Regions from separate parts of the Homo sapiens genome. Here region 1 is linked to region 2. The links are chromatin loops, found by intact Hi-C in ENCODE. Cell type or tissue: psoas muscle. All regions are shown on one strand. Links, peaks and the distances in the headings refer to the core of each region. The heading gives the core; the rest is flanking DNA. Region 1 overlaps NCBP3 (nuclear cap binding subunit 3). Region 2 overlaps P2RX5 (purinergic receptor P2X 5).

Evidence for each region. Hi-C counts contacts between places; a loop is a spot of excess contacts. Peaks named below come from ENCODE experiments on the same cell type or tissue, not always from the same donor. Only the 100,000 strongest peaks of a DNase experiment are listed, where the experiment ranks them.
Region 1: a loop joins it to region 2, with 4 times the contacts of the local background. A loop is called at or near these places in 22 of 110 quality-filtered maps.

The regions. Positions count from the first base shown.
Region 1 is chr17:3,810,150-3,826,146 of GRCh38, forward strand. NCBP3 (nuclear cap binding subunit 3) reads right to left here. Exons shown (of 13, transcript NM_001114118.3): 5 at 15,938-15,997; 6 at 15,618-15,694; 7 at 14,793-14,901; 8 at 11,804-11,903; 9 at 11,100-11,203; 10 at 8,114-8,423; 11 at 5,967-6,121; 12 at 4,173-4,334; 13 at 1-3,130. The coding sequence ends at 2,895. Among named protein-coding and RNA genes, the nearest start is that of ITGAE, 17 kb to the left of the region's middle. RefSeq lists an enhancer at 2,741-3,246. In psoas muscle, for the core only: no CTCF peak of the experiment used is centred there; no DNase peak of the experiment used is centred there; H3K27ac peaks cover 1,275 bases.
Region 2 is chr17:3,675,428-3,691,424 of GRCh38, forward strand. It overlaps P2RX5 (purinergic receptor P2X 5), which reads right to left. Exons shown (of 12, transcript NM_002561.4): 3 at 15,529-15,600; 4 at 15,178-15,253; 5 at 15,000-15,096; 6 at 14,643-14,723; 7 at 14,065-14,203; 8 at 13,199-13,332; 9 at 12,585-12,678; 10 at 6,469-6,551; 11 at 4,163-4,357. It overlaps P2RX5-TAX1BP3 (P2RX5-TAX1BP3 readthrough (NMD candidate)), which reads right to left. Exons shown (of 15, transcript NR_037928.1): 3 at 15,529-15,600; 4 at 15,178-15,253; 5 at 15,000-15,096; 6 at 14,643-14,723; 7 at 14,065-14,203; 8 at 13,199-13,332; 9 at 12,585-12,678; 10 at 6,469-6,551; 11 at 4,163-4,357. Among named protein-coding and RNA genes, the nearest start is that of P2RX5, 13 kb to the right of the region's middle. RefSeq lists an enhancer at 13,181-14,089. In psoas muscle, for the core only: a CTCF peak has its summit at 7,723 (motif pointing right); no DNase peak of the experiment used is centred there.

The DNA.
Region 1 (15,997 bases), core at 2,588-10,587, 130 kb after region 2:
AAATTACATCTAAATTAAGCTGGTAACAACAACAAAGGTTCATCCCGCTGCAGTGTGCAGAATGGAGACAGGGCAGAGACCAGTGAAGAGGCTGCTGTACAAATGCAGCTGGAAAGGGCAGTGGCTGAAGAACGGAGAGGGGTTCACAGGATCAGACTACAAGGGGGCCAGAGGAGGAGACTACATCCTGAGGACGCCACAAATTATCCTGGGTACCTGGTAACTCTCCAGAGAGGAGAGTGGGAAACAAATGAGGTATCTGCAATTATCATCAAGCAGCAAACATGTATGTAAAATCTCCTACACATAAGACTAAGAGGAACACACAAAGTGTGCAGCCCTGTGCCCACATGTGTGGGGAGTGTCCAGGGTAAAATCACGCCCAGCTGCCTGCCACGGGCCTGTCCTGACTATCCATTCTTACTCTTAAACTCCAAAGAAAAGGCCTCATCATTCAGGACACACTCAAGATGTTGCAAGATCTGAGTGACTGAGAGTGGGCAGGAGGGTTAGAGAAACTAATAAGGCCAGTAACTCCGAGAAGTAAAAATCTTTAAAGCTGCCTTTCTGGGTTCTCTCTGTGTGTCTGTGAAAACTGTAAGGTTACTCGAGTGTGTATTTCTCTTGGTTACATCAAAGACCCAGTTTTGACTGCACACCACCTCCTTCCAGAATGGCTTCGCTGATCTGTAGCAGGAGACTGCTGAGTGCTGAAAGGCCGTGGAACAAATGGACCTGAGCTGCTGGTGTAAAACCAAAAGGAAAGTCTGTGAAGGAGCATATTCTAAACCCTGCAGAGGCATGCCAGCTGGGACGCTGACCACAAGACATCTTTGCCCCGTCAGTAGAAGCAGAGACTGTGCTGGGATGGGAATAAGCCCCTGTCTACACCTCATGCGCGCCCTCAGTTGTCTCCCTGGCGCCTCCTCCACCTGCAGTAGAAATTCATGCTGGCGAGCCCACTGCCGTCACAGCTTGGGAAGAGTAAACCGCCACTGAGATGCACCAACAAAGCCAGGAATTCTGGTAACAGCCCACTCAACTGCTAGACGGGAAAACTGAGGCCCAGGTCCATGGAGCAGAGCCAGGGGTTGGCATCCAGGTGTCCGATTCTCAGGCCCCCGCACTCCTCACTCTACCAACTCCCCAAACCCTGACCCTTCCTAAGAACCTGGCTCTCAGCTGTATGCTTCACAGGGAAAGAAAAGCTGAGAAATCTCAGATGTCTTAAGTCTCAACTGGCAGAGAAACCAGAACCATCTCTTTCCTAGAATCCTAATAAGAAGCTGAAATATATCATGGTTATATCCTCTAATCTCTCTAAAGGGAGGGAGAAAAAGCAAGGTTAATCAACAAAATATGGGACAATACAGTTTTTGTTGCAGCTCTCAAATCTTGCAGCCCTTTACTTCCTTTATTAATAACAGTGTTCTGCATTAATTCGTGCCACAGTGTAATCAACTATCAATGTGACCATTAGCTCCGCCACAAGTAAAGATCGACAGGATCCAGGCTGCACTGTGTGCACAACAGCCCAGGCAGGTGAAGAGTCGTGACATCGCAAAAAGGACCACGGTTTATTACCATCTCTAACGCCCATGTTCCAGCAAACCGAAGAAAAACACTGTTTCTTAAAACTGCAGAGGAATACAAAATTAAATACTACAAAACAAAAATCAGACAGGAAGACGAAACAATCTACCTCCTCCTAATGGTAAAATAATCTGAAAGGAGTTTAAAAATAAATGAACTAAAATTTTTATAACTATTATCTTTTCTGCCAATTTTGAAGATGTCTTCAGGTGCCACAACGTGGGGACAGAAAGAATAAATATCAATGTATAACTTCTAGAGTGATAATAAACAACAGGACCCCATCTCAGATGGATGGATTTTTTTTCCTACTGGAGCCAAAAAACAAGCTGAACTCTATGTACAACAGACAGACTATACAACTAGGAGCATTTAAAAATAATAAGACTCCTCTCTCTGCCTTCTTCCAAAGAATAGAATATATATTTAACAGCACAAAAGACGACACCACTTGAGCTTCCCCTTTAGCCAACAGGAAGAATTTCCACATATAAAAATTAAAAATTTAAACTTTCAAATCATTCATGTTTTAAACATAATACAGACTTAAAAATTCTTCAACATTGACCCATAATCCCACCCCAGCACAAAAATCAACCCCAAATCCAGACGTCACAGTTTTTTGTTCCTAAAAATCCCACAGCACTGAACTTGATCTTCACATCAAGCTGACAGCACGTAAGAGGCCCATGCCATGAGCAATCCCCGAGGGAAGAACGGAAGCACAGTCAATGCTGCAGCTCTTATCTACCTGGGCGGCACTGGTGCACCTCTGAGGTCAGGTCCGTGAGATTCGCCCCACACTAGGGTCCCGGAAGGGTGAGCTGGCCGCTTCCCTCCTCTTCCCCCTCGAAGGATGTCCAATAAGCACCTGGGAATTGACTTTTCTTGGGAAAAGGGTGCTGGTAACAGCTGTCAGGGCCAAGGCAATAGTGAGAAGTTCAGTTCTCTGCTCTTTGGATGAACTGTGTAAAACATTTCTTTTAAAAGACACAATGTTAAAAATATTAAGAAAAATGTCTACAAAATCTGGAGGGCTGCCTTTTTCTCAAAGGGTAAAGCCTGTGGGGTGGTGGGAAAGGAATCGAGGGCCCAGAACTACAACTCTGCAGCGAAAGATAGAGATGCCCTTGAAAATGTGTCACATTCTTAAGATGTCTTGCCGAAGTAGCAAGAGCGGAGGGTGACTGTGTGAGCAGGAGCGAGAGGGCGCCAGCTCCTGCGGGGGAGGTTCCTACTGCGCGCCCCACCCTGTGCAAGAATGTCAGGCTTTAGGGCAGCTGCCATAGGCCCCAGGGGCATCAGGACTCTGCCTCTGAACCAGAGCTGCTTTCCCGACTAACTTCAATCTGGAGAGATGGTAAGTTATCTAACCGGCTCTTCTTTTGGCGAGACTGCTCTTTCTCCTTAATCAGAGCCCCCCATGCCCTTTGCAGCTCAGAGTCGTCTTCCTCAGCGCCAGGCGCCCTGTGATCCACTTTCTTCGTATTCTTTTCTTTGGTCTTGGGTGCAGATCCTAGGCGAGTCCATAAATTACCTGTTTGGATGAGATGGCATTTCACTTTCGCAGTCAGCGCTAAGAACCAGGGTAGCACTGAGGGGGCAGCAGCACTGCCAACACCTGCTGTGCAGGAAACGCCAGCAGTCTGTGGAGCCTGCCACCACAGTGCAGCCTTGGGCAGGCAAAATCTCATTTCCCGGGCCGCAGCCCCTGCCCGCAAACGGAAGGGTCTGGACCCAGCACGGGATTCTCACCGTGGGGGGACAGGTCAGGTCCCTCCCTGTCACCAGACACATCAGAATCACCTGAGAGGCCGTTTCCTCCTACTCCTGCCCTTCCCTGCTGAGACACCACCCTGTGTGCCAATCCATTCTGCCAGAAGTAGGCCACTCCCAGATCCCTTCCATTAATTTTTGAAATATATTTTATGAAAATTTAACAATAGAGAAATACGTGTTTAGAATTTTGTAGACGGCCACATTATAAGGCAATTCAAAGTTGTTTTTGTTTTTGTTTTTGAGACAAGGTCTTGCTGTTGCCCAGGCTGAAGTGCAGTGGTGCAGGCGCCCACCACCACGCCCGGCTCATTTTTGTGTTTTTAGTAGAGACAGGGTTTCACCATGTTGGTTAGGCTGGTCTCGAACTCCTGACCTCAAGTGATCCCCCCGTCTCGGCCTCCCAAATTGCTGGGATTACAGGTGTTGAGCCGCTATGCCTGGCCTAAAAGTTTTATTTATAAAGATTATAAAATGTGGCAAACAACTACGATAAAATGCTGTATGAAAAAACTAGGATTTGTATGTGGGCAAAGACCAGAATAGCTCACATGAAACTAAAAAGATTTGTGCCAAACAGAAAGAGCCAGGAGTGTGCTATTTTTTTCTATTTTCTAAGCGTTCCTAACTGTTGGGATGATGCTGATGCTGATGCTGACGATAACTATAATGGAAAAGGAATAATCACTTATATTTGGCGTGGGCTGTTTCTTGCCTTCTGCTAAGAAAGTATTTCTCCAATACACCCACTGTCCTCTGCTCTCACTGAATCCCCATTCCCATCCGTTTTAAGTGTTACCAACCTGATTTCTTCTCCCGAGTATCGGCGTAGAGGCCTTTACTATCCTGCCTGGGAACACCTAGCCTACTATGCACATCAGAAGAGGGCTCTCTCCGAACGACGGGGTTACTACTAAAAGCCTTTTCCGGAGAATGTGGTCTTTTTCCTAACCGCTGGCGTATATCTGAAAAAAGAGAAAAAGTGCACCAGTGACCGTGTGTGTGCTTTATGCTCGGCACCAGCCGCCTGACACCTCTAACGGATCTGGCGCTAACCCCTGCCCCGAGGACACAGGGCCTGACAATCAGGCTGCTAAGTATTCTTCCTTTGTAATCAGTCTGGATTTCCTTAGGAAAATTCGGACATAGGGGCTGTCAGAGGAAAAATCCTCAACTGATTACTCCAGAACTATATTTCTGAAGAAACAACCTTTTTTTTTTTTTCTTTAAGCAGAATCAAGAAGACTAAGTAATTTACAAAAGTTTCAGCGAACAAAAAATCCTGTGAGCTCCTGGAAAGTGGAAGGCACAATCTTTGAACATACAAGTAGTTCCCAATAAACTTATTACATTTAACCAGTAAATATAAAGAGACTGGAAAAGGCAAAGGATCAAATGTGTTTTTCCCTCAATCCCCCCAGAAATCGGCCTGTCCTCTTGAGTTCCCCCTAACCACCACAGCAACAACAGAAACACATTCGTTGGTGAGGCCCTGTGCCGAGGTCTCCTCTCACTTTAGCTTCTCTCAGAGAGCAGCACCCTGGTCTCTGGTCACTGAGACCTGAGCTCCTTTCCTCCAACACTTCCTAGCACTGAGTCTTCCTTCACAAGACTATCCTGTTCTTTATCCATTCTGTCTCCACCGACCTAGTTCAGGCTCTTGTTACTTTTTTAACTCTCTACCCCACCCCACTCCACCCTCAAGTTGTCTTTCTAAAATAGATGTAAGATCAGGTTACTTCTCATGTAAAAAAATCAGGTTTGCCAACAGAGATCCTACCCTCTCCAAGGCCTGGCTCTAATGCTACTTTCTCTAAGAAGTCTTTCACAACTTCCCGAGTAGATCTATGACGGCTCTGCGTCCCCTCCAAAGGCTTCTCACATTCCTAGCACCTAGACCAGGGTCTGGCACATAGCAGGTACGGCTAAAGACCTGCTGAATCAGTGTTTGAACATAGAAATTATCTAGTTCAAACTCTTAACTGTTCAGACAACCACCGAACTTAATTTCTATTATTCTTGTATATAAAGTATACCAGTGTCATACAGAGGAAAATATGGTTGGCCCTCCTCATCCATGGATTCCACATCTATAGATTCAACCAACTGCTGATCGAATACATGTGGAAAAAAAGTAAGACATAAGAGTACAGCAAAAAATAATACAAATTTTACACAACACAGGATAAGAATTTATACCGTATTAGGTATTGTAAATAATCTAGAGATGACTTAAAGTATATGAGAGGATGTGTGTAGGTTATATGCAGATAATATGTCACTTTATATAAGGGACTTAAGCATCAATGGATTTTGGTATCTGTAGGGGGCGGGGAGGGGGTCCTGGAAGCAAGCCCCCAGACATACCAAGGAACAACTGTAATTATTTGGAATAAAAACATTTAAAGCTAGTTTTTCAGAAGTCTGATTATTTTTCATTTCCTCAATTTCCAACACCTAGCCCACAATTTAGACATGATGAACCAGGACAGCTAAATCAGTTCACACATCGCATGTTTTACTCAGGAACCTCTCTCTGCCCCAGTCTGCTTTCCGGAGCTCAGAATCCAGCCAGGAATCCAAGTGAGGAACAGTACCTGATTTAGTACTGCTGACTGGTGGCCGTGGACGGGAGTGCTGACGTTTCTCATCTAATAGATGTCGGACATCTGCAAATTTCTCAGGTGGTAATTTGTTACCAATTCGGTTTTTGATATTGCTTGAAGATACACTATCTGCCCTCATGGAGTTCCTTTAAAAAGGGGGTAGGATGGGGCACAGTTAACCAACTTCAACTGTGAGACAAGACCCAAACAACAATCTCATACTTTGGAGGAAACAATTTAAGAAATCCTGTCTTACATGGCCAACATTCACTTACAAATCCATAAACTTATAATTATTTGCTTATGGAAACCATGATCTGCCTGCTCTAAAGAGACTGGTTCTGGTGAGCAGGTTTTCGAAGGTGGTTTCCACATGTGTATGTGCTATTACACAGCATACAACTACAAGTCCCCCTTTTCTGGGACAAACGTTAAGTAGAGGCCTACAAAGAGATTGGGGCTTCCACTTACACATGCTGTGATGTGGCTGTAGTCAACACACAGTATAGTCTACAGTCTCTCTCTTTAAAGGGCAGACTTCTCTTTCAAAGAGATATGCTATCATGCTAGGTGCCAGCACCGTTCCGGCAGCATTCTCTACCAGAAAGCTCTCTGAAAACCAAAAATAAGAATGTGAACAGGCTCATGCCTGTAATCCCAGCACTTTGGGAAGCTGAGGCGGGCGGATCACGAGGTCAGGAGATCGAGACCATCCTGGCTAACATGGTGAAACCCAGTCTCTACTAAAAATACAAAAAATTAGCTGGGCGTGGTGGCCTGTACTCCCAGCTCCCCGGGAGGCTGAGGCAGGAAAATGCTGTGAACCCAGAAGGCGGAGCTTGCAGTGAGCCGAGATCGTGTTATCGCTCCACTGCACTCCAGGCTGGGCGACAGAGCGAGACTCCGTCTCAAAAAAAAAAAGAACGTGGTGAACAAGGCCATACAAACAAATCAGCTTGAATGGTCTTTTCCCCTCCCCACAAACATACTACGTTACACAGAGCATCCCTAGACTCTAACCCTTAGAACTGTGGATTCTGCCTGCACAGAATCTGCTCACCCCTAGTAGTAATCAAAGACATGCACATTAAAATAACTATTTTTTTTTTGTTCATGAAACTAGCTAGCATTAGAAAGAATGGTAATAGCTAAGGCTGGTGAGCTTGTAGGTAACAGGTGGTAATGTGAGTGATTAAAACCCTTCTGGGATTAAAACCCTTCTGAGCCCGGGCATGGTGGCTCATGCCTGTAATCCCAGCACTTTGGGAGGCTGAGGCAGGTGGATCACGAGGTCAGGAGATTGAGACCATCCTGGCCAACATGCTGAAACCCGTCTCTACTAAAATTACAAAAAATTAGCCAGGAGTAGTGGCAGGCGCCTGTAGTCCCAGCTACTCGGGAGGCTGAGGCAGGAGAATGGCGTGAACCTGGGAGGCGGAGTTTGCAGTGAGCCGAGATCGCGCCACTGCACTCCAGCCTGGGTGACAGAGCGAGACTCCGTCTCAAAAAAAAAATAAAAACACACAAAAAACCCTTCTGGAAAAAAATAAAGCAATACTTACCATCTTTTTAAACACATATTGTTTTGTGTAATAACTGGACTTTGAGGAATTTATTGAGTTAGTGCAATTGTAAGAAAATAGAAACCTAAAGTCCATCAAAAAGGAATTCGTTAAATAAATCATGATACTTTCAAACAACAGACTATATACAGTTGAAAAAAATAATGTCTACAATATATTAAGTGAAAAATGCACAATGCAAAACTATAAATAGCATAACCTCATCTTTATAAAAAGTATACTTTTATACAAATATATCTACAGCTTTTCCCTGTGCCATACACACACACACACACACACACACAAATAGCTGAAAGGTTATTCGCCAAATTGCTAACAGTAGTTATTGTTGAGAAAGAATGGGAATACAGATGATTTTCACTTTCTATGTTGTCTTTTGTTTTTATAACAAGAATCACTGCTTGTATAGAGGAAATACTGGATGCGTTTATTAAACTCCTACAAGGGACTGAAATCAGAATAGATAAAAGATATTATAAAATTAGGAGGAATTAAGAAGTTATACTAGTATTTAAAATCAAATTAAAAGCTAGCTTTGATAAAACAAATTTTTACCTAATATTTTTCAACTGAGATTCCACTTCGTCAGCATACATAGTCATTTTCATGCTTTTCTTTGGTGAAGGCGTGGAAATCATTTTCAGTTCTAGATCATAGTCCATTTCATCTGAGTCTGAGCTGCTGGCACTGGATCGTCTAGACGCGCTCCGCTCCCGGGGCTGCTTGAGAGCCGGGAGCTCCTCGTGGTACTCTACCACCACTCTGTCATCTGCATCCATGTCCTGGTCTTCTTCTTCCTCTTCCTCTTCCTCCTCCTCCTCCTCTTCCTCCTCTTCAATGGGTTCCTCGGGAACATTCACTAGCCCTGAAGAAATTTAACCAGAAAACATTAGGAAAAGCACTAAAATTAACAAGTATGATTTTCTACTCTACATCGGTGACCTTTTTAAAAGGTGGGGTTCCCATCCCTGACATTTTATTGGAGCACTATCTATAATAGTGCCAAATGGACATTACTCTGATACTGCAACAGGAGGATGGCTAGGTAAAGTATGATGCAGCAGCCTAACCAAATACCATAAAGTCATTTAAAATACAACTGACCTTTATTATTCACAGATTTTGTATTTGCAAATTTACCAAATTTATTTGTAACTCCAAAATGAATACGTGCAATGCTTCCATGGTCATTTGCTGGCACGCACAGAGTGGCAAAAAAATCTGAGTCACCAGGCACACACACTCCCAGTGGAGGTCAAACAAAGCAACACTCCACCTTCCTGTTTCATCTCATGCTGTAAACAAGCGTCTGTTTCAGTCCACCGAGTGGCACATTTTTCACACTTCTGTGCCTGCTGCTAGTGATTTCACTGCTTAAAATGGCCCTGAGTGTCGTGCCGAAGTGCTGCCTAGTGTTCCTAGATGCAAGGGGGCTGTGATGTGCCTTGTGGAAAAATACCATATCAGGTAAGGCATTCAGGCATGAGTTATAGGGCTACTGGCTGTGAACTCAATGTTAACGAATCAACAATGTGTCTTAAATAAGGTGTCTTAAAGAGAAACATATGGGCCCAGCGCGGTGGCTCACGCCTGTAATCCCAGCACTTTGGGAGGCCGAGGTGGGCAGATCACGAGGTCAGGAAATCGAGACCATCCTGGCTAACATGCTAATACCCTGTCTCTACTAAAAAATACAACAAAAATTAGCCGGGCATGGTGGTGTGCGCTTGTAGTCCCAGCTACTCGGGAGGCTGAGGTAGGAGAATGGCGTGAACCCGGGAGGCGGAGGTTGCAGTGAGCCGAGATCGCGCCACTGCACTCCAGCCTGGGCAACAGAGCAAGACTCTGTCTCAAAAAAAAAAAAAAGAGAGAAACATATGTAAAACAAGGTTACATATTGATCAACTGACAAAAATGATGTGGCCAGAGGCTATGTACGATTCAGTATTTGCTACTTCAGTGTTCACAGTGACTTTATAGAACATAAGCACCATGAATAATGAAAATGGAAAAATACAATAAACGAAAGAAGTAGAATATAAAGTACATGTTCCCAAGAGTTATACTATTTATTATGAAAACAAATGGGAAAAATGTAAGATGAACTCAGTCATCATACAGGGTACTAGAAATAGGGGCAATTTGCTTTTTAATTTCCTTAATATGGATATAAAAAGTATATGATGAAAATATTTTAAAGTAACTCAAATTGGAAAAGTGTAACTGTGTAACAGTAAAGTATGTGTATTATTATTATTATTTTGAGACAAAGTCTTGCTCTGTCGCCCAGGTTGGAATACAGTGGCACAATCTTGGCTCACTGCAGCCTTGACCTTCCAGGCTCAGGCAATCTCAGCCTCCCAAGTAGCTGGGACCACAGGTATGTGCCATCATGCCTGGTCTGGCTAATTTTTTAATTTTTTGTAACGACAAGGTCTCACTATGTTGCCCAGGCTGGTCTCAAACTCCTGGTTTCAAGTGATCCTCCTGCCTTGGCCTCCCAAAGTGCTGGGATTATAGGTGTGAGCCACTGTTCCCATCCTATGTGTATTATTAACATGTAGATCTCAAATATACAATTTTGTATATACACATTAAATAAAACATCTAGACTTCATCCCTTTCTGTCCCCATTACAATGATAAATGTGTGTATATGTTATTTTGTATGCTGACTTGACTAGTTCTATTAGGCATGTAGAAGATTCCATAGATTAGGCTCAAAACAAGAACAATTCTTTATAAAACATAAATAAAATGGTTCTTTTACAATAAGCACCAAAAAAAGGAGAAAGAAACCCAAGTCATGATATCCCACTCTTCTGAGGCATTCACATGCACAAACCAACAAGCACAAAGCACTCAACACAGCAGCCTATTTTTAATACAGAAAAAGAACAATACAATCAGTTCATCTGATAAAATAATTTCAAAAATTGTTTTTGGCTAGGCGCGGTAGCTCACACCTGTAATCCCAGCACTCTGGGAGGCCAAAGTGGGTGGAACACAAGGTCAGGAGTTCGAGACCAGCCTGGCCAACATGGTGAAACCCCATCTCTACTAAAAATACAAAAGTTAGCTGGGCATGGTGGCGCATGCCTGTAGTCCCAGCTACTCGGGAGGCTAAGGCAGGAGAATTGCTTGAATCCAGGAGGCAGAGTTGCAGTGAGCCGAGATCAAGCAATTGCACTCCAGCCTGAGAGACAGAGCGAGACTCCGTCTTAAAAAAAAAAAAAAAATTGTTTTCATGCAGCTGTTGATATTAATAGTAGAAAAATTAGGATCCTAAGGAAAGTTTTGTTTTAATTTTTCCTATGTCATATTTTGCCTTTTTTGATAGAACAGCTTTTATAAAATCATTTGACCTCTTTGGGCAACTTAAAATTAATTGTGACTTGACTTACTTTCCTATATGTTGGCAGAGGGTGAGGGCAAGGAAGAGAGGATGATAAAGTTTGGAACCTTAAAAGATTGCATTAAGAATAAAAATATGATTTCAGGAGCCAAACATGTGTCTACCCAAGAGCTGAGCAGGCAACTACCAGAATGTCGATGTTTATACGACGTCAAGCCAACGTCATCCCCAATCAGGGCTCTCTTCTTGATCACGTCCCGCTGAATACGACGGGAATGATATCTTCGCTTCCTGCAAGAATGCCAAAATAAGCACACAATCAAAAACTGATAGGAAGGACCTTGAAATCCACTATTTCTTTCTCTTTTCTTTTTTTTTTGTGATGGAGTCTCAATCTCTCTCCCAGGCTGAAGTGCAATGGCACCATCTCAGCTCACTGCAACCTTTGCCTCTTGGGTTCAAGCAATTCTCCTGCCTCAGCCTCCCGAGTAGGTGGGATTACAGGCGCCCACCACCATGCATGGCTAATTTTTGTATTTTTAGTAGAGACGGGGTTTCACCATGTTGGCCAGGCTGGTCTCGAACTCCTGACCTCAGGTGATCTGCTGGCCTCGGCCTCCCAAAGTGCTGGGATTACAGGCGTGAGCCACCATGTCTGGGCTCGCTAATTCATTTCAACTACACGTTGACACAATGTTAGGTACTAACACAGATATTTTAAATGTAACTACAATTCAGCATTCCCCATCATTTACCACATCTAAGAATCTTGAATTCTTCCCTCTTGTTTTCCTTCCAGTTTACACAGGGTTTAGACATTTCACCACGGAATACCAACTGAAGGATTAAGAAAAACTCAAATACTATTGCATTTGAAGGTTTTGGACTCACCATGAATTGCTAAGAATTCCTTTCATGCCTCCATAATTTGGATTCCCATATTTCATGTAATACTGACTTCTTCTGGCTGCTCCAAGTTCCTTTTTGTCATCTAAAAATTAATGACAATAGTTACCTAGGATTTCCTGTGAGTGTAAAGACAATGTTGAATTTTTTTTTTAATGTTTTCCATAGCTGGAATCAGATCAGCGCAATTTGCCAACAAAAAGTAAAAATCCACTACCAACATTCACACTCTGAGTGCCCACTACAGCAATGCAGTGTAGAGGGGATAAAGCAAAATACAGAGACGAATGAGGTTAAAACTGCTGTTTGGAGCCAGATGACTTAATGGAGAAAACAAAAATAAACAATACAAGATACAAGGTTCCAAAAGGCATAAAAGAGCTTTAGGTCATTACAGGTACCCAGGAATCAAAAAGACTTTCTCAAAATAGTGGCATTTTTGCCACCCCATGAAAGATGATATTCACTTCTGAAGGATCACATGCCAACAACACAGCATCAGGATTAAGGAAACAGACTACATATAATTCCATATATTTGGTAAATCATTTTTCCAGTTTATTGTGCTCCTCAAAATGGCTTAAAGAAAACAGCATAATACTATACATGTAGAATGTACTCAGCCACTCAAATGAGTAAATGTGGTAAAGATCACATTTGTCAAGTTGAAATGTCAGTTAACAGGAAAGAAAGGTGGTCAGTCATCATAAATTTTTGTCAAAAGTAGTAATACAAAGACCTTCCACAGTTCTTGGACACTCTGACTGTAAAGAACAAACACCACTGTAAATATATCCAGGGCTGTAGGTAAACGTGACAACACAAACCAGTATGTATAGCCCCCAACCCCCGAACCCCTCAAACCATGCCCACCAGCTCCTTGGAGAAATGGCTGATTCCAGATGTGGAGCAGGTAAGATGCAAAATGAGTCTGGAAAAGCAAGATGTTTTGTTGTGCCATAAAGAAAGAAAGTGCTTAAAGAATCATGGAGTATGTCAAAACAGCTTGAAGGGGCTCTACTGGCCAAATCCAAGACAATTTGTAAATTAAAATACTGATATTAGGCTGGGCGCGATGGCTCACGCCTGTAATCCCAGTACTTTGGGAGGCTGAGGCGGGCGGATCACAAGGTCAAGAGATCGAGACCATCCTGGCCAACATGGTGAACCCCATCTCTACTAAAAATACAAAAATTAGCTGGGCATGGTGGCATGCACCTGTAGTCCCAGCTACTAGGGAAGCTGAGACAGGAGAATTGCTTGAACCCAGGAGGCAGAGGTTGCAGGGAGGCAGAGGTTGCAGGGAGGCAGCGGTTGCAGTGAGCCAAGATCGCGCCACTGCACTCCAGCCTGGTGACAGAGCAACACTCCGTCTCAAAACAAACAAAAAAATAAATAAAATTAAATACTGATATCCATGGATGATAACCCACTGAATAAAGAATCCATGATTCTAAACTGATGTAAATAAACAAACAGGTAAAAACAGAAGGCTCTTCCTTAGAGCACCTGTCTACTGGTAAAGAAATGACATAGTCAGAAAGGCATGAAGCTCTGATGAGCAAGAGGCTATTTACGTGATCTCAAAGTATCTGCCCACCAATTTTTTATTTTAATCATTTTTTTATTTTTTAAAATAGGGATGAGGTCTTGCTATGTTGCCTAGCCTGGTCTCGAACTCCTGGGCTCAAGTGATCCTTCTGCCTCAGCATCCCAAAGTGTTGCAATTACAGGCACGAGCCACTGTAACCAGCCAGCCCACCAATTTTTAAATTACAAATGGAAGAATAGCAACTTTACAGTGGAAAAACCTAGTGATGATTACCTTAACCAAGTGAATAAAGTGAACGTCCCTAGGACTGGGACGAGTAAGTATCCAGGGCCTCCTGACATGATGCTCTGGAAATGACATGACATCGCTTCTGTGGCACGCCTGTCTCAAATGCACAACCCAAATTCAATCAGGAGGAATCATCAGACAAACCCAAACTGAGGGACATTGTATAAAATAGTAAACCTATATTCTTGGAAAACATGGGAGGATAGAAGTAGTTTCAGCTTAAGGGGGACTAAGGAAACATTACATACTTACACACTCAGTCCTGGATGGATCCTAGACCTGGGGCTGGGCGGGGAATATATAAAGGACATTATTGGAACAACTGACAAAATTTGAAAATCGACTACGGATTAGGTAACAGTACTGTATTAATGTTAAATTTCTTGATTTTGTTAAGTGTGCTATGTATAAAACAATGTTCTTATTCTTTGGAATACATTTAGGGGTGATGGGTTTTTATCTTCAACTAACTCTCAAATGATTAAAAAAACCAATATGTGTATATGTGTATAATACATATACATACATACATACATACACACACACATACACACACACATACACATACACACACATATACATACACACACATACATATATACACATACACATACATACATATACATACATACACATGCATACATACACACATACACGCGATACATACATACATATACATATATACACATACATACACATACATATATACACATACACACACATTTTTAAATGCCCACCAAAAGTCACCATGTGTAAACAATCTTATGAGAAGGGAATTAGAACCGAATGGTACACTGGCAATGTTCAGGAGGACGTTGCTGTAATAAATAAAGTTTCATTTGAAAGTTTTCATAATTCAGATGGTAACTGGCTGAAAATATATGAGGCAAACCAGTTTCAACAGAAAATAACTTTAGCCAGAAGTCACAGAAATATACAAATAGTTAATATTCACTTTTAAAGTCAGAAATTCCAACTCAGGTGGCAAGCAATTATTTCATAAGCGCAGAATATTATAGTTTGAAGGGAACTTTGAGATTACTTGATCTAACTTCTATTCAAAAAAGAAGGATGTCACTCCATAATAAATCATTTTGATTGAAAATATAAAACAATACCAAATATTACATTTACCTTTTGTAGCAAATCTCATGAATAACCTATTTCCTTTAGCAAGTTTGTTAGCTGGACGAAGATCGTTTCTTAACAAAGACTCCTCTTCTACCTGAGACAACGTATCCAACTTAAGAAAGAAGAGTATTTTTAATATAAAAATTAAAGTCCTTTTGATATTTCTTCAGTAGTAAAGCTACCATTAAGAAAAGCATTCTACCTTTAATACTTACAAGCATTATAGCACTAGTTCCGCTGTAGAATTTCTAACTCAGAGATTTCCCCTGCCCACCTTGTCTAAAAGAACAGTCTCCATCATTCTCTATCCCCTACTCTTTTCACAACACTCATTGCCACCTGACACAGTATGAGATATCTGTGCATCAGTGTATCCTCTGCACTCCCCACTAGAATGCAGGCTCCGAGAGGGCCAGGACTTTGTTTTGCTTGAAGCTATATCCCTAGCACTTAGAATATGGTATATAATAGGTACTCAGTAAATATTTTTTAAATGAATGCATGTTAATATTTTTAACAACAGTACATAATCCATTAGGAAGTATGCCATTACTTGCTGTTTCTTCATTTTACTAATTAGATAACACTTCAAAGTATTTCTCAATAAAACTATTTTCTTTTTTTGTAGAAGCATAAGCACTATTCTAAGATTTCAAGGTGAATCGCTATATCCACACTAACTTAAAGGACAAGAGCCTGGTGCACCCTCAGAAGGTCTAATGGTGAAAGCTAGAGAAAAAACGTAACTAAGTCTTTAAGGCTTAAGTTAAAAAGACAGTGAGCAATTTTTTACAATAACTTTACATCTATCTTTCCCCTATTACTAACCTCTACATCACTTGAGTTCTCATCTTCAACCTCTCCTTCTTCAGCTTCATCATCATCTGAACTGTCTTCCTGCTTGTCTAAAATGGAATGTGAAGGACAAGATGAAACAAGATAAAATATTTCATATAATGAGATACAAGATGAACTATCTCATATAATTTTAAAAGTCCAGTATTTTCTCCTATTTCCTGATGATCTCAAGCATCATAGATTAGTTCAGAAACACTTGGTGATGAGATGCTATATAGAGCTCTGCTCAGAAACAGGACTGTGTAAAGAAGAGGACTTTCAGACCCCAGTTCCCTCCTTTGTGTTGTTACCTTTTTTCCTTTTCTCAGCTGACTTGTCCTCACTGGCATCCCTGCTTCTGATCTTATCCT
Region 2 (15,997 bases), core at 2,898-10,897:
AAATCAGCAGCCATGACCCCTGCCTTTTTTGCTTCCTCCCAAACCTAAAAGTCACCAAGTTATAAAAATGCAAGGCTTTGCGTCAGTGAAGAAGTGACACACCTAAGTGGATCACCTGGATCTTCACTTTCTTTTTTTTTTTTTGAGACTGAGTCTCACTGTCGCCCAGGCCAGAGTGCAGTGGTATGATCTCAGCTCACTGCAACCTCTGCCTCCCAGGTTCAAGCGATTCTCCTGCCTCCGCCTCCCGAGTAGCTGGGACTACAGGCATGTGGACACCATGCCCGGCTAATTTTTGTATTTTTAGTAGAGATGGGGTTTTGCCATATTGGCCAGGCTGGTCTCGAACTCCTGACCTCGTGATCCACCCGCCTCGGCCTCCCAAAGTGCTGGGATTACAGGTGTGAGCCACTGCGCCCAGCCTGGATCTTTACTTTCTAATCAGAGAGCAGTATAGGCTTGTTGCAGGTTCCCTTCCCAGAAAACCCAAAGCGAGGAAGTTGCTTTGCTCTAGGAGGGTTCCTGTTCTGGAGACCATGTCCCTGGGCCCCTGACATCCCTCTCCAAAGCCTCAGTGGAGGGATGCTCTCACCACCCCCGCCTTTCTGTGTGCAGAGAGAACCCCTCCAAAGAGGATGCTTCCAGGGAGCCGCCCAGACAGCACTGGGACTGGTTGAGTGAGGGCGGCGCTGGAGCACTTTTCTGCCAGGTGGCTCGGGCAATGGCGAGGGCTGAGCTCCAGGTTTCTCACCTTGGGTTTACGGGGAGACAACTCACATACAACGGGGTAGGAGAAGAGAGCTAGTCAGCTCCCAAGCCCAACATCGAAACGTACTTCATGTCCATTTTTGACAGGGGAGACTGGGTCTTAAGCGCCAGCGTCAGGAGAAGTTCATTACCTGAGTGAATGTGTAAGAAACCACACGAGTTTTCGGCAAAATCAGGGAGCCTCCTGCATTAGTAACACTGGCTGCCTCTGGGGAACCGGGAGGACGGAGGTTGCTTTTCACTGACTATCCTTTGCACCTTCTAAACTTTGAATCATGTAAGTATTACCCAGTCAAAATATTGTAACTTAAATCAGCTGAGCATACTGCTGCTTTCAGGGTGGGGGAGGAAGCCTCTTGGTCTCTAGGCAGCATGCGTGTAAGTCTGACCTAGAAATTGGCTCCATCCACCAAAGCTGGCCTTTTTCCCCTGAGAACCAGGGCTTCTTAAATGTCACTGTGCACACAGATCACCTTGGAATCTTGTTGAAACACAGGTTCTGATTTGGGTGGGGGGCGGGGGAGCTGGGACCTGCATTTCTAGCAGGCTCCGGTCCCTGGACCCCACTTTAAATAGCAAGGCTTGGCCGGGTTTGGTGGCTCACGCATGTAATCCCAGCACTTTGGGAGGCCAAGGCTGGCGGATCACCTGAAGTCAGGAGTTGGAGACCAGCCTGGCCAACATGGTGAAACCCCATCTCTGCTAAAACTACAAAAATTAGCCGGGCATGGTGGTGGGCACCTGTAATCCCAGCTACTTAGGAGGCTGAGACAGGAGAATCGATTGAACCTGGGAGGCGGAGGTTCCAGTAAGCCAAGATCACGCCACTGCACTCCAGCCTGGGTGACAGAGCGAGACTCTATTTCAAAAAAATAAATAAATAAAAAGCAAGGCCCTACAGCGATGGAGGCAGAGAGCAGCTGAGGGTGCGGTAGGTGGGTGTGGCCGTGGCATAAGACAGGTGGGGACGGAGGGAGGGGAATGAGGGCCTCCCTAACTCAGCCCGTTTACACCTGCTGAGTGGCGCCATCCTTGATCTCATTAGCACTTCAGGCCCAGCCTCTGAGGAGGGGTGGGGAGGGCAGGAGCTCGGCAGGGTCAAGGCGACTGTATCTCCCATCTGGGCAGGTCCATATTCCCCGGGCGTCCCGAGGCTGGTGGAGTCAGATGGAGCAGAGGCCTCTTGCCTCCCCTTCCCCATCTTACCTAGACTCCCCAGGAGCTGGCTTCCCCACTAAGAGCCAGCTGCCTCCTGACTGCTCCAGTCCTTTCCTGGTTGCCTCCATGGCCACCTTTAAATTTTATCCTTGGGGCAAGCCCAAATGTCCCCTTGGGTGTTGTCCAAGAGCTTTCTCTGAGCAACCATCATTCTCGGCAGGGATTTCGGAAACCCTGCTAGAGGCTAGAGGAAGGCCAGCTGGAGTGGCTGGGCCTGGCTGTGATGTCTCTGTTGGCTTTGGAGGAATTACACGCGGGCCCCTCTCCCTGAGGTTAGGTCAGCATCTCATTTAAGCACCTCTTGGTGGGCCCAGCACACAGCATGCGTCAATACATGTTTACAGCTCATATGAATGAGTGAAGGTGCAGCCAGGTTGAGGGAAAATCCAAACACTCCACTTCCGCTCAGCACCCTGGCCTGTCCCTTTCCCTGGACACCTGCTCCAGGGACTCCTCTTCTAGGTCCGAGCCCCTCTGACCATTGGGAGGCTCCCCTCCTCACTCAGCAAAAAGCTTGCAGCAAGATCCCAAAGTTCAGGAGAGATGGCTGTGCCTGGAAGCCCCTGTCTCATGCAGGCACAGACTCCTCTACCCAGTTCAGAGCTGCGGGTTGTTCTGGCCCCAAAGTTTTCAGCGACACTGCTGGTAGCCAGCAGCCCTGGCTACATCTCCACTGTCTGCAGCTGCTCCAAATTCACCTGTGCATTCTGCAAATGGCCAGACCTGTGTGTGGGCGGGAGGGGGCGCACAGGGCAGAGAGGACTGTCGGGAGCCGGTGGGTGGGCCAGCCTCACCAGAGGCAGCAACGCTCCTGGCAGCACTGCAGGCAGGCAGAGCATTCAGAGAGAGCACAGCCTGCCAGGGTTCCTGCGGAAGCCCAGCACGCATAGATGCTCAGGCAGAAGCCTCTGGAGTTGCCCCGGCAAGGAGTAGCAGCAATTGCGGTGGCAGCTGGAGCGTGGGCCTGTGAGTCCACAGCCTCCCACAAGCCTCAGCGAGGCTCAGCCAAGACAAGCCAGGCCGTCGGGCTTCCCGCTTGCTCAGAATGGGAGCTCAAGTGAGCACCCAGGAAGTAAGAGTCAGCTCAGGGAGCACAGGAGGGCTGCCAGGCTCTGGGTCTACCCCATACGGACCCCTAGCCTCCAGCCTCCTTGCCCCACTGCTGCAGCCCCTGCCTCTCTCTCTCCTCACTCTTCTCCAGCCCAGTCTATTTCTTGCTCCTTCCCTGCCCAGGCCCAGCTCCCAGCTGAACGCTGCCAATTCCTGAGTCAGCAAGGAATGAAAGCTGGGCCAGGAGAAAGGCCACCAAGGTCAGTGAGTACCTGGGGTGTGGTTTGCAAGAGAGTCACAGAACCCCAGTCTGACAGCAGGAGGTGTCCAGCCCCCACTGGGAGGGGAAAAAAGGGAAAACAAGGCACAGAAAGGGCCAGGCACCTGCTCACCGCACAGGTACTCTGCAAGGCAGACGCAGAGCAGGCCCGAGACAGGTCCCCCACCCAGCCAGACGCCCTCCCCACGCAGGCTGAGCCTCGTCTGCAGAGAAGCCAGCGCCCCCAGGAATCGCGGCCCAAGGACCCCCCTGGCAGCACGGCCAGCACCCTCCTGAGGCCGGGGCAGCCCCAGAATCGCACACAGAAGAGGGGCTGAGGGGGGGTCATCTGAGCACAGAGACGTTCGGCAAAGGCAGAGTAACTCAGGAGAACCTCATCCTACAGACACTGCCGGGATTCAAATCTCAGCGCTGCCATTCACCGGCTGTGTGACTTGAGCAAATTACCGAGCCTTTCTGTGCCTCAGCTTCCTCATTTGTAAAATGGGGAAGATCGGTGTCTATCTGATTCAGTTGCTTACATGAGTTAACAAATACGGAGAGTACAGAGGGGTTCCAGGCAGAGAGTCAGTGCTGTGGAGCAGCGCGCTGTTATCATCTGAGCGCCGGCATGGCACAGCAGGCACCCATGGCCATCCAGGGTCTCGGGAGCTAAGGGGGACCTTGCGGGGTAAAGCACCAGCCCCTTCCCACAGAGGCTCTCCCAGTTCCTAGATGTCCTGCCTTGTGGCCAGCTCACACCAGAGCAGAGGGGTCCGCTGGAGCTGCCAGGCATGAGAAGCCCCAACTGGGGACCCCTCTCTGCAGGACCCAGCTGTCGGGCTCTCTGCCTAGCAGTGGCCTCACCTGTGGGGCTCCAGGAGCTGTGGGCACACAGATCCGTTCCCCTTCTGACTGCTGCTTCCACGCTTCGCCTCGGGTGGCTCCTGCAGCTCCTGCTGCTCCGGCATCCCCAGCAGCCCTGGCCCAGATGTGAGCTGCTCAGATAGCCCCAGCCCCGATGCCTCGTCCTCGGCCTCCTGGGAACTGTCTTCTAGGCCCCTGGACAAGATACAAGCTGTTCACCTGGGACGGCCCTGCAGGGTGCCTCCCCTCCTAGACGGGCGGAGTGGGCCTTGAAGAATCCCTCGCCCTGCAGGCCGCCACCCTGCTTCCTCCAGCCGGTGTCCTCCACCCTGCTTCCTCCATGCGGCTCCCTCCACCCTGCATCCTCCACCCTGCTCTCTCCACCCTGAGTCCTCCACCCTGCTTCCTCCACGTGGCGTCCTCCACCCTGAGTCCTCCACCCAGCTCCCTCCACCCTACATCCTCCACCCTGCATCCTCCACCTGGCTTCCTCCATCCTACGTCCTCCACCCAGCGTCCTCCACCCTGCATCCTCCACCCTGCATCCTCCACCCTGAGTCCTCCATCCGGTGTCCTCCACCCTGCATCCTCCACCCTGCGTCCTCCACCCTGCATCCTCCACCCTGCATCCTCCACCCTGCGTCCTCCACCCAGCGTCCTCCACCCTGCATCCTCCACCCAGTGTCCTCCACCCTGCATCCTCCACCCAGTGTCCTCCACCCTGCATCCTCCACCCTGCATCCTCCACCCTGCGTCCTCCACCCAGTGTCCTCCACCCTGCGTCCTCCACCCTGCATCCTCCACCCTGCATCCTCCACCCAGCGTCCTCCACCCTGCATCCTCCACCCTGCATCCTCCACCCTGAGTCCTCCACCCAGTGTCCTCCACCCTGCATCCTCCACCCAGTGTCCTCCACCCTGCATCCTCCACCCTGCGTCCTCCACCCAGCGTCCTCCACCCGGCGTCCTCCACCCTGCTTCCTCCACCCGGCTTCCTCTACCCTGCTTCCTCCATCCTGGGTCCTCCACCCTGCAGGCCACCACCCTGCTTCCTCCATCCTGGGTCCTCCACCCTGCAGGCCACCACCCTGCTTCCTCCATCCTGGGTCCTCCACCCTGCATCCTCCACCCTGCATCCTCCACCCTGCGTCCTCCACCCAGCGTCCTCCACCCTGCATCCTCCACCCAGTGTCCTCCACCCTGCATCCTCCACCCTGCATCCTCCACCCTGCATCCTCCACCCAGCGTCCTCCACCCTGCATCCTCCACCCTGAGTCCTCCACCCAGTGTCCTCCACCCTGCATCCTCCACCCAGCGTCCTCCACCCTGCATCCTCCACCCTGCATCCTCCACCCTGCGTCCTCCACCCAGCGTCCTCCACCCTGCATCCTCCACCCAGTGTCCTCCACCCTGCATCCTCCACCCTGCATCCTCCACCCTGCGTCCTCCACCCAGCGTCCTCCACCCTGCATCCTCCACCCAGCGTCCTCCACCCGGCTTCCTCTACCCTGCTTCCTTCAGCAGCACAGTCAGGACTGTGGTTGGGGTTCAGCCTGTGGCCAGGGTCAGGGCGCACGGCTATAACCCAGGGCTGGGGTTCAGGCCATAGCTGGAGTGCAGTAAGGCGAATGACCCAGGCAGACCCTGCACCCACTGTCCCAGGCTGTGGGGGTGCTGAGGGAGTACTAAGGTGTCTGTCCCAATTCCCATTCTGATCCCTGCTTCTCCAGAAGGCCTTCCCCAAAGGCCGAAGCCACAGCCCCTTCCCCTTCCCGCCCTCCCACAGTCATCAGGGTTCCCCACCCACGCTGTGCTCTGCCGCTGTGAACACGCACACCCCACCGAACCCAGGGCCCAGGAAACTCCGGAAACAGCCTCTGCATGGAAGAAAATATCCGCTTTTCTTTCCTTTACTACTCCAGCTTCCCTCAGCCCCGGCGCACCAGGACCACCAAGTCCAAGAATCCCAAAACAGAAGTGCTGCAGACACCACTCGATTGGTAAACCAACTCTCTCATCTCCCAGATAGAGAAACCGAGGCCCGGGGAGGCCTGGGACTTGTCCAGAATCAGGCGGAGCCTGTGAACTCCGTCTCCCGCCCTGTGGCCCACAGCGCCCTCTCCTCCCACTGCTGCCGAGGCCGAATCCGGTTCTGTAGAGCATGTACTCAGAACACTTCTCCTCCCCGGGCCCTCCAGCCCCTGCCTCCCACCCCAGCCATCAATATCACATCAGGGCAAAGGCTCGAAGCCACGGGGGTGCTCCACAGGGCTGCCCTCGGGCCGCCGGCCTGGAAGCGGAACTGACCTCACTTCCTCGTACTTCTTGTCACGGTAAAACTCTCTCTTTTTGATGAGGTAGATGAGTACCAGGTCGCAGAAGAAAGCACCCTGCAAAACAGGGGTTCCTGATTCAGAATCCTAGACCTCTGAGAGCACTGTTCATTTAGGGCACTTTGCCCCTTCCATCCTGCAACAGCCCCTAAAGGTGGCATCACTGTCCCCATTTAACAGATGAGGAAACTGGGCTCAGCAAGGGGCACCCTTGTCCGACACCACAGAGCTGGTCCATGGTGGAGCTCAAGCTGGACTGGAGCTCCCCCGATCCCACAGGCCAGGCACTCCCCGACCCCGCACCACCCGGACCCCATCCAATCGTTCCTTCAACACATTTGCTGGGCACCCAGCACGTGCCAGTGTCTGCACCGAAGTACGGAGAGGATCTGGACAAGAGAGACCTCCTGGGGACTCTCCCTCTGGTGCAGGAGACAGGCGTGTCGATGACGACCCACATAGGACTTCACTCAGCCTGGGGAGGGTCCCTATTCAGTCCTTAAGGACTAAAGAGGAGTTTATACAAGACAAAGAGGTGGAAGGACATTACGGAGGGAGGAACAAGCCTGTCACATCTGGGAAATGCCGCAGGGCCTGTGCGGGAAGAGGGAGATGCGCTTCTGGAGAAGGGGATGGGGACTGGCCTGTTAGGCTTCTTAGAATGTTTCCGAGGCATTGGTCCTCATCCTTTAGGTGAGGCGGAGGCACCACAGCCCGAATTTTGGCATTTAGAAAGATCCCTGTGGTAGTCAGTGTGAGATAGGTTGGAAGGGTTCTAACCAACAAGGACGCTATGGTGCTAGTCAAAGAAAGATGATGGGTGCCAGGTGCAGTGGCTCACGCCTGTAATCCCAGCACTTTGGGAAGCCGAGTCAGGCGGATCACCTGAGGCCAGGAGTTCGAGACCAGCCTGGCCAACATGGTGAAACCCTGTCTCTACTAAAAAATACAAAAATTAGCTGGGCGTGGTGGCGGGTGTCTGTAATCCCAGCTACTCAGGACGCTGAGGCAGGAAAATCGCCTGAACTCGGGAGGTGGAGGTTGCAGTGAGCCAAGATCGCACCACTGCACTCCAGCCTGGGCAACAAGAGCAAAACTCCATCTCAAAAGAGACAAAAACAAAAGCAAAAACAAACAAAAAAGGAAGATGATGAGGTGGACGACCCCAGCTCAGCCCCTCACACCCAAAACGTGCCCTACGGACCAGAGCGATGCAATTGCCCCTCTCCTCCAGCAGAGGGAGACTCCACCCACAGCACAGGGCAGGGTTGGGGCCTGAATGATAGAGGAGAGTGGAGGTGGGAAGGGTTGGTGGAGGGGCCAACAAGGAATCTTGGTCCCCTGACCCTGGGTGCTGCACATCCATCCCCTAGATGCCAAAAATGTTGCTTACCAATTCGCTGCTCCCCAGAGACCAACCCCAAACCTAACCTTGACCACCACCTCTTCCTGCGCCATTACTTCCAGTTCACAGGTCTGTCCCCAGAGGGTGCTCTGATTTTACCCACATCACAAGAAAGTGATGAATGGGCTGGGCGCAGTGGCTCACGCCTGTGATCCCAGCACTGGGAGGCCGAGGTGGGCGGATCACCTGAGGTCAGGAGTTGGAGACCAGCCTGGCCAACATGGTGAAACCCTGTCTCTACAAAAATACGAAAATTAACCGGGCGCGGTGGCGCACGCCTGTAATCCCAGCTACTCAGGAGGCTGAGGCAGAAGAATTGCTTGAGCCTGGGAGGCAGAGGCTGCAGTGAGCCAAGATCATGCCATTGCACTCCAGCCTGGGCGACAGAGTGAGACTCCGTCTCAAAAAAAAAAAAAAAAAAAGAAAAGTGATAGCTGAAGGTGGGCCTTCTGTAAGAAAGTAACAGGCGCAAACATCCAGGACCCTCCCAGTGACTGTCTGCAGGTAGGGATCCATGTGGAGCTCACTTTTCTTGACCCCCTCCCAGGAACGTGGTCCTGGTATGGGACACAATTTTCCAGGTTTTAACAAAAGTCACCCCTGGGTCCCAATGGACTCCTCCAGTGGGGCTGTCTTGTGTGCACAGGGAGAGGAATGAGGGAAGAGGCTGCCAGAAACCTGGGAAAGGGACCTGCCGGGATGGGCACTGACCACTCCCATGGCTCTCAAAAACTCCAGAAGGACCACGGGGCAGTGTAGACTCAGGACGCCTTTCCCTGCCCTCAGTCCCTGTGTCTCCTCCCCTGTGAGCCGCTCCCGGCCCCACTGAAGGGCCACCTCTAAGGAAGAGTCACAGGGCTGCCTTCCCTGCCTCTCAGCCTTTCAGTCGGGTGGTTCTCAGCCAGCTGGGATTTTGCTCCATCACAACTGCAGGGGAGGGTGCCCCTAACATCTAGTGGGTAGAAACCGGGAATGCTCTTAAACATCCTACAATGGGCTGGGCGCGGTGGCTCACGCCCATAATCCCAGCACTTGGGGAGGCCAATGCCGGAGGATTGCCTGAGCCCAGGGGTTCAAGATCAGCCTGGCCAACATAGTGAGACCCCATTTCTACAAAAAATTTAAAAATTAGCCACAGGTGGTGGTGCACCTGCAGCCCTGGCTAGTGGGGAGGCTGAGGTGGGAGGATCGCTTGAGCCCAGGAGTTCAAGACTGCAGTGAGCCATGATCATGCCACTGCACTCCAGCCTGGGCAACAGAGCAAAAACCCTGTCTCTGAAATCAACATCCTCAGGGTCTGGGAAAATATAGTATCGACCAGAAAAGTGTGAAATATGAAATAGAAAACAAACAAAAACCTCCTACGACACCCAGCACAGCCCTCTGTGCATTGTGGAATGTTTAAGGGCATGTCCAAGGATGTGTGTAAGACCACAACACAGAATTCTCCCACCCAAAAAGTCAGCAGCACCCAGGCTAAGAAACTGTCTGCAGCCTAATCCTGCCCCCTTTTTTTTTTTTTTTTTTTTTTTTTTGGAGATGGAGTTTTGCTCTTGTTGTCCAGGCTGGGGTGCAGTTGTGTGATCTGGGCTCACCGCAACCTCCTCCTCCCGGGTTCAAGCGATTCTCCTGCCTCAGCCTCCTGAGCAGCTGGGATTACAAGCATGTGCCACCACACCTGGCTAATTTTTGTATTTTTAGTAGAGGCAGGGTTTCTCCATGTTGGTCAGGCTGGTCTCGAACTCACAACCTCAGGTGATCCGCCACCTCACCCTCCCAAAGCACTGGGATTACAGGTGTGAGTCACTGCGCCCGGCCTAATCCTGCCCTCTTTTAGCAGAAGTAGAGATAGAGACTTTAGAAGTTCAGGGACTCACCTGGGATCCCAGGGATATCCCAGCCACGCCTCGGCTGGGGACTGACCTAAACCCATGCACAGCTGCAGAGCTACCAGCACATGCCTCCCTGGCTCTGGAAAGAGACTCGGGCTGTCACTGCTACCTGAGGACAGCTGGCAGAGCGTGAAATCCCAGAAAGCCCTCTTTTCCCACGCCTATTCTGATCTTGCCAGCTCTGGTTCTTTCTGGGGGCACTGGGACACGGTCCTCCTGAACAGCAGCCTCCCCCTCCCTGCCAGTGCGGCCGCCGGGGAGAGGGTGGGACGCGGGGAGGGAGGGGAGGTACTCCCAGCACCCATGAGCGCCACCCCAGAGCCCACGTTGATGATGGTGGGAATGATGCTGAACTTCCCTGCCTGGAAGATAGAGACAAGGCCAGTGAGCGAGGCAGGTTGGACAGCGGGGCCCCCAGGGACCCTCCCAGCGTCCCCCTCCCAGCCTGAGAACAGGAGAACGCACAGCGGGGCCCCCAGGGACCCTCCCAACGTCCCCCTCCCAGCCTGAGAACAGGAGAACGCACAGCGGGGCCCCCAGGGACCCTCCCAACGTCCCCCGCCCCCCGCCCAGCCTGAGAACAGGAGAACACACAGCGGGGCCCCCAGGGACCCTCCCAACGTCCCCCGCCCCCCCGCCCAGCCTCAGAACAGGAGAACGCACAGCGGGGCCCCCAGGGACCCTCCCAACGTCCCCCGCCCCCCGCCCAGCCTGAGAACAGGAGAACACACAGCGGGGCCCCCAGGGACCCTCCCAACGTCCCCCTCCCAGCCTGAGAACAGGAGAACGCACAGCGGGGCCCCCAGGGACCCTCCCAACGTCCCCCGCCCCCCGCCCAGCCTCAGAACAGGAGAACGCACAGCGGGGCCCCCAGGGACCCTCCCAACGTCCCCCGCCCCCCGCCCAGCCTCAGAACAGGAGAACGCACAGCGGGGCCCCCAGGGACCCTCCCAACGTCCCCCTCCCAGCCTGAGAACAGGAGAACGCACAGCGGGGCCCCCAGGGACCCTCCCAACGTCCCCCGCCCCCCGCCCAGCCTCAGAACAGGAGAACACACAGCGGGGCCCCCAGGGACCCTCCCAACGTCCCCCTCCCAGCCTGAGAACAGGAGAACGCACAGCGGGGCCCCCAGGGACCCTCCCAACGTCCCCCGCCCCCCGCCCAGCCTCAGAACAGGAGAACGCACAGCGGGGCCCCCAGGGACCCTCCCAACGTCCCCCGCCCCCCGCCCAGCCTCAGAACAGGAGAACGCACAGCGGGGCCCCCAGGGACCCTCCCAACGTCCCCCGCCCCCCGCCCAGCCTCAGAACAGGAGAACGCACAGCGGGGCCCCCAGGGACCCTCCCAACGTCCCCCGCCCCCCGCCCAGCCTCAGAACAGGAGAACACACAGCGGGGCCCCCAGGGACCCTCCCAACGTCCCCCGCCCCCCGCCCAGCCTCAGAACAGGAGAACGCACAGCTGGGCCCCCAGGGACCCTCCCAACGTCCCCCTCCCAGCCTGAGAACAGGAGAACACACAGCTGGGCCCCCAGGGACCCTCCCAACGTCCCCCGCCCCCCGCCCAGCCTCAGAACAGGAGAACGCACAGCGGGGCCCCCAGGGACCCTCCCAACGTCCCCCGCCCCCCGCCCAGCCTCAGAACAGGAGAACGCACAGCGGGGCCCCCAGGGACCCTCCCAACGTCCCCCGCCCCCCGCCCAGCCTCAGAACAGGAGAACACACAGCGGGGCCCCCAGGGACCCTCCCAACGTCCCCCGCCCCCCGCCCAGCCTCAGAACAGGAGAACGCACAGCTGGGCCCCCAGGGACCCTCCCAACGTCCCCCTCCCAGCCTGAGAACAGGAGAACACACAGCTGGGCCCCCAGGGACCCTCCCAACGTCCCCCGCCCCCCGCCCAGCCTCAGAACAGGAGAACACACAGCTGGGCCCCCAGGGACCCTCCCAACGTCCCCCTCCCAGCCTGAGAACAGGAGAACACACAGCTGGGCCCCCAGGGACCCTCCCAACGTCCCCCGCCCCCCGCCCAGCCTCAGAACAGGAGAACACACAGCGGGACCCCCAGGGACCCTCCCAACGTCCCCCGCCCCCCGCCCAGCCTCAGAACAGGAGAACGCACAGCGGGACCCCCAGGGACCCTCCCAACGTCCCCCTCCCAGCCTGAGAACAGGAGAACACACAGCTGGGCCCCCAGGGACCCTCCCAACGTCCCCCGCCCCCCGCCCAGCCTCAGAACAGGAGAACACACAGCTGGGCCCCCAGGGACCCTCCCAACGTCCCCCGCCCCCCGCCCAGCCTCAGAACAGGAGAACACACAGCTGGGCCCCCAGGGACCCTCCCAACGTCCCCCTCCCAGCCTGAGAACAGGAGAACACACAGCTGGGCCCCCAGGGACCCTCCCAACGTCCCCCGCCCCCCGCCCAGCCTCAGAACAGGAGAACACACAGCGGGACCCCCAGGGACCCTCCCAACGTCCCCCGCCCCCCGCCCAGCCTCAGAACAGGAGAACGCACAGCGGGACCCCCAGGGACCCTCCCAACGTCCCCCTCCCAGCCTGAGAACAGGAGAACACACAGCTGGGCCCCCAGGGACCCTCCCAACGTCCCCCGCCCCCCGCCCAGCCTCAGAACAGGAGAACACACAGCTGGGCCCCCAGGGACCCTCCCAACGTCCCCCGCCCCCCGCCCAGCCTCAGAACAGGAGAACACACAGCTGGGCCCCCAGGGACCCTCCCAACGTCCCCCTCCCAGCCCCCGCCCCCCGCCCAGCCTCAGAACAGGAGAAGGCACACGCACCTTGCCGTTCACCATCACGTCAAAGCGGATCCCGTAGGCTTTCATCAGGGTGCGGAACTCCACCCCGGCTGCGTCTCGGTAATATCTGGCAAATCTGAGGGAGACAGGGCCCAGGGGAGGCCTCAGCCTGCCTGGCCTTCCCTCTTTAGGCAGCACTGATGTGGCTGCTCTGGGGACTTAGAAGGACTCCCGGAACCCTGACTCTCAGCAGCCCCAGGAGTGGCTTGCAGACCTTCTCACTGAGCCAAAAACAAAGAGGCATCCAGCTATTTGAAATCCCTGCCAGACATTCCCTGAGGAGCAAGGGCTTCCCCACCCTACTCTGAGCAACCCTTGGGTCGCCAAAGCGCGGATGGAAAGGATGCGGCAGAGGCCGCAAGACTCGGCTTCACGGAGAGAAACAGGCAAGAACACGCGCTCTCCTCTCCCAGAGGCACCCCCAGCTTCAGTCGCTGGCCACTCTGCTGGGGTCCACACCTCTCCTGGGCCATCTGTCCCTGCACCTCCCGCTCTGACACCCACCCCCAGGAAGGGGCCTCAATAGTGCTGGCACCCAGATGAGTGAGTGCCACTGATCATGGTCAGGTCACAAGTGGGCACAAGGCAGCGGTTACCTGAAGTTGTACCCGGAGGAGACAGACTTTGAAAGTTTATTGTCCAGACGGCTAAAAGAATAGTGAGGGTGGCACTCAGAGGCAGCTTTATCAAGATCACAGTTCCATTCAATATTAATTCCTATCACGCCACCCTTGATAAAAGAGAGATGAGGGTCAGCACACACAGCTTTCCGGAGACGGACAGCATCCCAGGCCAGCCCTTCACCGGCACTGGACAATAGGAGGAGGTGCTCAGGCACGAGGTCAGCCCCTCGAGACCACCCTCCAGGAGGCTTAGTCCCCCCATGGAGCGGCTGAGAACACTGCGTCGTCCCTGCCTCAGGGCTGCCTCCCTCGTTCTTCAGGGAGAAGGGAGCCGCACAGGGTAGGCCTCTCTGGACAGGCACTTCACACTCCAGCCAGCATGTGCCAAAGGGGGTCCCTCTGCCTCACCTTCGGCTGGTGCCCCAAGGACTCAGAACCGCACAGCAGGTGCCAGGTCTGGCTCTCACTGACTGCCCGTGGTCTGAGCGCTGCCACAGCCTGCCTGTGTGCCACAGCCAGTTCTGAAAACACTGAGTCCCTGGGGGCAGGTGACTTTGCAGGGCCACCCTCGCCCGCTGCCACGGCCTGCCTGTGTGCCACAGCCAGTTCTGAAAACACTGAGTCCCTGGGGGCAGGTGACTTTGCAGGGCCACCCTCGCCCGCTGCCACGGCCTGCCTGTGTGCCACAGCCAGTTCTGAAAACACTGAGTCCCTGGGGGCAGGTGACTTTGCAGGGCCACCCTCGCCCCACGAGTCCCCGTCCACACCCTCCTCGTCACAGAGCCAGGCCCAGTGCCCCCAGGCCCTCAGGGAGGGCTCCCTGCGTGCACCCCACCCACCTCCAGGGCTATATCCTGGAAGTCGCTCCCGGCCCAGCGGATCACGGAGCCCAGTCGGAAGATGGGGCAGTAGTGGTTCTTGGGGCCAAAGTGGCATGATTTCAGGAAAGATCTGTCCTTGACGTCCATCACATTGCTTCTGGGTGGAGGCCATGGGCAGCCGAGAAATGAAGTAAGACTTGATGTTTCCCGGCCTGGCCAGGAGTCACTCGGTCCCTCACCAACCTGAGTGCTGACAGCTCCCCGCAGCAACACCCCACTTTACAGCAGGGGAAGGGGCGCCCCAGCACCACCCACCGTTTATTCACATGCAGACATCACCCACTCACATGCAGACATCACACACACACGCACACACGCGTGCACGCACGCACACACGCGAACACACGCACACACACAAACGCACGCACACATGCACACAGACACATGCACGCGCACACACGCACACACGCGAACACACGCACACACGTGCACACACGCGCGCACACACACCCCCAGGCAGAGACCCACGGAGGGCCAGCCAAGGCCCCTCATCGACCAAGGCCCACCCGTGGCCCCCAGTAGCCAAGCCCACGTACTTGGAGAAGTTGAATTTGGGGAAACGGATGTGGTTCTTTATGAAAATGGTGAAGTCTTCGGCCTCCTTCAGGAATGGCTCCCTGAAAACCAACCCAGAACAGCCTGTCCAGGAGGCCCCACCCCTGTGCCCCTCCCCCAGGCCTGGGCCAGTGTGAGGCCTGTTCCTTGGGTCCCCTGGAGCCTCTGCCCAGGACAGTTAATTTGCTCATGCTGGGGAGGCCGTCGGGCCTCGCTGGGACAGCCTGACTCCTCCCTCAGCGTGAGGCTCCCAGAGTGGGCAGGACTCCACCCTCAGGCTGGGACCCACCGCACGGGGCTGGGAAACCCCTCAGGGTCCTGAGGCTGCAGCCACTCACTCCGGCCTGGAGCTTGTCTCCAACGGGCACCAGGCAAAGATCTCACAGGTGCCCCTGGCCAAGTTCTCTCTCCGCAGGCAGCGGCCGGTCTTCACTCCTGCAGGGGTGGGACAGGATCAATGCCAGGAGCCTCCCACTCCGAGTCCTCCTTCAGCCCGTGGCCGCTCCAGGCCCTCACCGTTTCCAGCTGTAACCGCTTCCCCAGCGTGGCAGTCGCTGTCCTTGGAGCACGCGCCATCAGGAATGCCTTCATTCTGCCAGGAGAGAAGGGGCACCTGGATGGGGGGGTTCCCCCAGCTCAGAGCCGGGTCCCACTCCAGGAGATAGAATAGGGGTTCTTCTTCGGCCTGGCCCACACACACTCTGAGAACCTACTTCTCCCCCATATAATGCAGGAACCACACCCGGGTGCACACAGCCACCCGAGACCCTTGGAGTGGACAGACACCCTTGCTTCAGAAGAGAGTAGACCCCAACCACTGCCGGTGGCTCTCCCACCCCCACGCCAGGGCCCCTCGCCAAATCAAACCTCAGCACAGACGTTCTGCCGCTGGTTGGGGGTCACAATCAGGTTGGTGACCACAAAAAAGACGTTCTCTCCCTAAGGAACCAGAGAGGCACTGAGGAACCTCCTCCTGCCCCTTAGGGACCACCCCACCTTTCCAGCGTTACCTGAAAGAGGGCGGTCCCTCTGCCTGGGTTTTGGGGATAATGGGGCCACAAACTTGGTATACTCTGCCCATCTGCTCATGGACCCCACAGTCCCCAGGTAGATGTCCATTGATAGATCTCCTCCAGACTCACAAACCCCAACTGCCCCAGGATCCGGGAGAAGTGGGCGCAGGGCTCAGGCTGCCCTGGCCCTGGCCAACTGTGAACAGGCTGGAGAGCTATTCCCAGAGGCAGTGACTTAGAAGGGGGGTTCTCTGTGCCAGCCCACCTGACTCACAATGACCTGAAAGTTCTCTGGGTCCCATTTGTTCTCAGCAGACTCAGAT